2 separate regions of the Homo sapiens genome follow, and region 1 is linked to region 2. Evidence: chromatin contacts called from ENCODE Hi-C data. All regions are on one chromosome and are shown on one strand. Each heading gives the region's core, a stretch centred on a gene start or an enhancer-like site at or near the end of the contact. The rest is flanking DNA. Distances are from core to core; before and after follow the strand shown. Region 1 holds the start of FAM66C (family with sequence similarity 66 member C). Region 2 has its middle 5.5 kb from the start of FOXJ2.

Region 1 (2,700 bases), core at 184-2,683, 150 kb before region 2:
AAGTAAACTCAAGGATCCAGAAACCCCACTTGCAGTCATGAAATACCAGTGAATGGCCTCTGTGAGTCTCTTCAAGTTTTTCAAAGATGACTGCCTGGGAAGGCTGGCCAGGAAGTCACCCAAGCCCAACCTTCTGCAGGATGTTCTATGTCAGCCAGGGACCCAGTGAATTGCCATTGAACAGAAGGGAGGAACAGAGACAGCATGCCTGAGCTTCTGGAAACATTCTAAGTGTCCTTGTTGGCCCAGAAAAGACTGGTGCTACCATATGAGGCACAGACTTGGCAACCTACCTACTCCAGGAACCACAGAAGGTTTAAAGGTTCCCAGGAAGTCCCAGGAAGGGCAGCCATGGCCCTTTAGAGCCATCAGATTGTATTCTAAGTCTACGTGGGAGACAGTGCGCTTAGCTTCATAAAAACACCAGTGGAGGTGCTAACACTTGCCCCAGTATCCAGTCTTTTCTACCTCATCTCAGAGCCAGGCAGCCACTATTTCCCAAAGCTGCTGTGCAATGAAAGGGGAATATTCTAAGTGCTCTCCTGTGCCCACGAAATTCTGTGGCTGTGCTGAAAGACAGGAGTTGTCCTCCGGAATGCTCTTCAGAAATCTGACAGCACTGGTCAAGATTAAAGAAGCTCAATTCAACGTCATACAAAACCAATCCCCCCCAAAAAAAAAAAAAATGCATAGTGAGACAAAATGAACACACCTGCTAATAATCATAAATGACAATAATAACAACAATGATGATCTTAGTGATAATGCCACCAACACTGTTAATGGCAATAACAATAAACCTGAGGTAATGAGTGTTAGGGTCCCGATTCACCGATGTGAAGGATGGCGACAATTTCTGGCCTCACAGAAATAAAGGAAAAGTAAACACCTGGAGGAGGAGGAGGTGAACCTGGAGCTCCCGCCGGCCTCTGGGCGCTCCTTGGTGGAAGGAGAGGGTCTTGGTCCTGAGCCTGCCCGGGATCCACCTACACCAGAACCCCGGAGTCCCAGTCCCTGGATGGGCTCAGTCCCACCCAGGCCAGACGCCCCGGAGCCCCGTAGCCCGGGTCCTCCAGCCCTCGCTGCCGCCTCTTCTCGCGGAGCCGGGGCCGCCCCCGCGCCACCTCAGCCTCTGCGGGGCTCTGGGAGGGCAGCGCCGAGGATGCTCCGGGCCCAGCGCGGGTATCCGAGCCCAGAGTGGGTATCCGGCCTCAGGCGGATACTGACGCCCTGAGGGCGCGGAATAGGGCGGCCTGCGCAGGGCCCGCCATCTCGGGCCTTGCAAAAAGAGCGGCCTCTCCAACGCCCCTACCGGAACCTCCCCGGAGGCCCCAGCCCCAAAGCCAGGGCGATGGCGCCTCCCTGACCATGGGTGAAGAAAAACTCAGGTCCTCCCTGGAGACCCGGCCCGCCGCGGGAGGCAGACCGCGCATGCGCCCTGCATGGCCGGAAAGATGAGTTTCATTGCCCTCTGCCTGCCATGAGGTGGCAGCACAGGACGTTTGGCCTTAGCGGTGGACCTGAGTCTGAATCACTGAAATTCAGGGGTAGATTATTCAGTACTTTTCTTTTGGAAGATCAAATGGAAATTGAGTACGATATCTTGTGCTTTAATTGAAGAAGATGGAAATAAAGAAGCAAATTCAAAAATCAGTATACAAAAGTCGATTGATTCCCTCTATGTGGAGGGAAGATGAGCTTGAATAAGAGAAGCATTCTGTGTTACGCTTTAATAATGGCTGGAGATCTGCCACCATGCATTTGTCAAATCCCATAGAATTTCATAGCACAAATAGTACATCTCAATGTGGCTCAGGAGTACATATAATGTCAGCCACAGTTTGTGGGTAAATTACATATTTAATTAAATAGATTAAACAATAAATAATGATATGAGCTCTGCCTGGACACAGTCCTTGCCTCTCCAACCAGTTTGCCAAGGGCTTGAATTTCTTGCTCATTATCCTCACACTTGACATAAACCCTGGCTGCAGAGTAAAATCAATCACTTGTGGAGATTTTTTAATATATTGATTTGTCAACTTCAACCACGGATAAGGCCATTTAGCCTTAGTAAGGCCGATCGTATTAAGATTGTGCCTGTTTGGCAAAATTTCAAGTCATCCCACTTGATATTCAGGAAACATTTTCTCTTGAGTTTTAGGTTCAGTACTGAGGCTCCTTCACGGACAATACATTTTCCAATTCTGAGGACAAGGCAGAGGAGGGCCCCTCTGTGAGAACTTTCATTTTGCTTCGGGAAAAGTACATTGAATCGAATATAGGAAAGGCTTGCAAGGTGGCTGACAGGTTCGGCTGTTTTATCATGCTGGTGTTTTATCTTCTGGACTGCAGTAAAAGGAGCACAGCTGTGTCTGTCTCTGTGTAATAACTCAGGACTCACCTGAATAAAATGTGGGGTGTCATGAGATGAACTGCTACTTCCAGTTAGAGAGGCTCCAGGGACAAAATTTCAAGAGCCTTCTGAGGGATAGAAGAGAAGAGCTGCCTTATTCTCTGATCCCAGGTAACTGCTCAGAGACAGAGGCAAGGGCTGCGGACACCCAAATGCATATACTAGGGGTCTTTGATACAGCCTCCATTTCCCTGCTAAATCTATGCAATGACACACTGAGAAATCTAGCAAGTGGGGCTGAAGATCCCTGGTGTGTCAACTCGAGGGTTGGATGGAAACAAGTG
Region 2 (2,700 bases), core at 157-2,656:
CGGGCGGATCACGAGGTCAGGAGTTCGAGACTAGCCTGGCCAATATGGTGATACCCCTGTCTTCACTAAAAATGCAAAAATTAGTCGGGTGTGGCGGCACGCACCTGTAGCTCCAGCTACTCGGGTGGCTGAGGAAGAAGAATCGCTTGAGCCTGGGAGGCAGAGGTTGCAGTAAGCCAAGATCGCGCTACTGCACTCCAGCCTGGGCGACAGATCGGAGACTCCATCTCAAAAAATAAAAATTAAATTTAAAGTACTGTTTAAAAATGCTGGAACATAGCTAGGACTATGTTTACTATTATTATATGCTTTGTATGTGTAATACTACCTAATGTCTGTTTACACCTTTCAGATTACAATGTTTTCATTTACACTAGGTCTTTTAGGATTGACACTAAACCTACGAGGTGGGGAAATGTTATTCCCATTTACAAATGAGACAACTGAACCACAGCCAAGACCGCATCTCCACTCTTCCAGATTCCTGGGGACCTGTGATCAACGGAGTAGGGGGTAGCCTGCCGCCACTAGACACAGAGTTCTGACCTCTTTTAATGACTCTAGTCAGGTCTATTAGAGAGAAACTAAACCAACATAGAAACGATTCATTTAGTAATATTTATCAGACAAAATATGAGCTTACATTTGCACCATCAGAAAAATTCTAACTGCTACTTTAAAAGATAATGGGGTCACCATTGACTCTATGGGAATTGAAAAAATAAAAAGTAATGGGGGGAATAGAACGCAAGATATTAAATCATAAAGGTGAAGTTATCTGTATAGTTTGTATTTCCTTTACATAACTGTTTATTATTTACAGTTTTCTACGTTAACTTTCCTTTTTTTTTTTTTTTTTTTTTTGAGACGGAGTTTTCGCTCTTGTCGCCCAGGCTGGAGTGCGGTGGCACGATCTCGACTCACTGCAAGCTCCGCCTCCCGGGTTCACGCCATTCTCCTGCCTCAGCCTCCCGAGTAGCTGGGACTACAGGCGCCTGCCACCACGCCCGGCTAATTTTTTGTATTTTTAGTAGAGACGGGTTTTCACCGTGTTAGCCAGGGTGGTCTCGATCTCCTGACCTCGTGATCCGCCCGTCTTGGCCTCCCAAAGTGCTGGGATTACAGGCGTGAGCCACCGCGCCCAGCTTTTCTACGTTATTTTTCTATCCTCTTCCCAGCCTGTTTGATTTCCACTCCCCTAAAAATTAGACTGGAGCCAGGGAACAAGAGATGAAAAACTGGGAGGCGAGGTTGGGAAGCAGGGGCCGGCACATCCCAGCGGTAGAGGCCCAGCAGCCCAACATTCCTGTTCCACCTTAAGAAGCTTTCGCCTCTGCCCAAGACGAGCAAGCACTCGGCTCCTCCCACCCCCGTGTCAGCTCCGGCCCGGGAACGTGGGCTAGGCAGGAAAGACGCACTGAATGGAAAGGTTGGCGCCAGAGGCAGCAGGTCTCTCCTGCCCCCTACTCCACCGGCGCGGGGAGGAGCGTGTGAAGCACGGGCCATTGGGGTTGGGTTCCTTTCTGGAGGACCTCAGGGATAAGGACACGTCCTACTGAAACTGGGGGCCGGGTACGTGGGCCATGGGGCCCATCTTGGGGTGGGGTCTTGGGGAGACAGAACTGGCACAGGAGATACACAGCACGCCGCGATCGTTAGCAAAAGTCGTAAGTTTCCCTCGTTCCGGACGCACCTCTTCAAATCATTTCCAAAAGAGGTGGCAAGTTTTCCATCCTCCGCCCCAATTCTTCATCTTCCTCTTAATTGGCTGGGGTTCGGGTAGGCCCGGCCCAAGATCGCTTGTTGATTGGCTGCGTTGGTAATCTATCACAGGATGACGCACGCGAGGGGTGGTATTTGGGGGAGGAAGTGAGGATTATTTTGGTACCTCCTACCCCAACTACTGATTGGCTGAGATTTGCAGTGATGTAAAACAAGACATAAAAATGTCCACTAAAGGGAAGGGTCTGTTTGCCATTCTCTCTGGGCCGGGGGGACTCTGTTAATGTAGAGAAGGACCAAACTGATTGAAACACGGAAATGAGTTTAGAAAGGAACTGAAGGAAAACGAGGGAAATCCGCGACACCTTCGTTGCCTTCAAACAAGGTCATTTCCTGCACGGGATCGATGGTTTCCTGTTTACTGCCTCCGAAGTCTGCGTGTACACTGGCTTTCTGGAATCTGCATGATAATTAAATTCTTATGAGCCTTTGGTCCCAGACTTCCCATTTGTTTACGTTACATAAGAGAATGAATGACACGGAGGAAAGGAAAAGGGTTTCACCCTGCCTTTAGACAAGGACAGGGAAAACTAAGTTTCTCTAATATTAGAAAGCTGAAGACTGACCCTGGATCACAGTATTCAAGCAGTTGGGTTAGAAACCATTCGTATAATAGTTGGAGAGAGTAGATGCAGGTGAAAAGAACTGTAAAGATTTCTCTGAATGAAGGGCATTAATCACATACAGAAGCCTTCCTCGTTAGAGAACTACATCTTTTTTTATTTTTTTTATTCATTTTTTTTCTTTAGACAGGGTCTCGGTCCATCACCCAGGCTGAAGCGTGATTTCGGCTCACTGCACTCTCCGGGATTCAAACGATTCTCCTGCCTCAGACTCCCGAGTAGCTGGGACTACAGGCGCCCGCCACCACGCCCAGCTAATGTTTTTTGTATTTTTAGTAGAGACGGGGTTTCACCA

What was found. Hi-C counts contacts between places; a loop is a spot of excess contacts on that map. Pooled maps may share reads with other maps.
Region 1: a pooled map shows a loop between it and region 2 (6-fold over the local background). The contact joins the promoter of FAM66C here to the enhancer-like site in region 2. A Hi-C loop is called at or near these places in 9 of 50 pooled maps.

Annotation. Positions count from the first base shown.
Region 1 is chr12:8,178,942-8,181,641 of GRCh38, reverse strand. It overlaps FAM66C (family with sequence similarity 66 member C), which reads right to left and starts at 1,433. Exons shown (of 8, transcript NR_026788.1): 1 at 890-1,433. ZNF705A (zinc finger protein 705A) reads right to left here. Exons shown (of 6, transcript NM_001004328.3): 6 at 1,596-2,700. RefSeq lists enhancers at 570-1,069, 1,265-1,394 and a silencer at 995-1,114.
Region 2 is chr12:8,025,842-8,028,541 of GRCh38, reverse strand. No RefSeq gene overlaps it. Among named protein-coding and RNA genes, the nearest start is that of FOXJ2, 5.5 kb to the left of the region's middle. RefSeq lists an enhancer at 1,537-1,726. Within about 2 kb of position 1,406, at least 41 of the 41 ENCODE cell types and tissues checked have a DNase peak (open chromatin) inside an H3K27ac peak, as active enhancers do.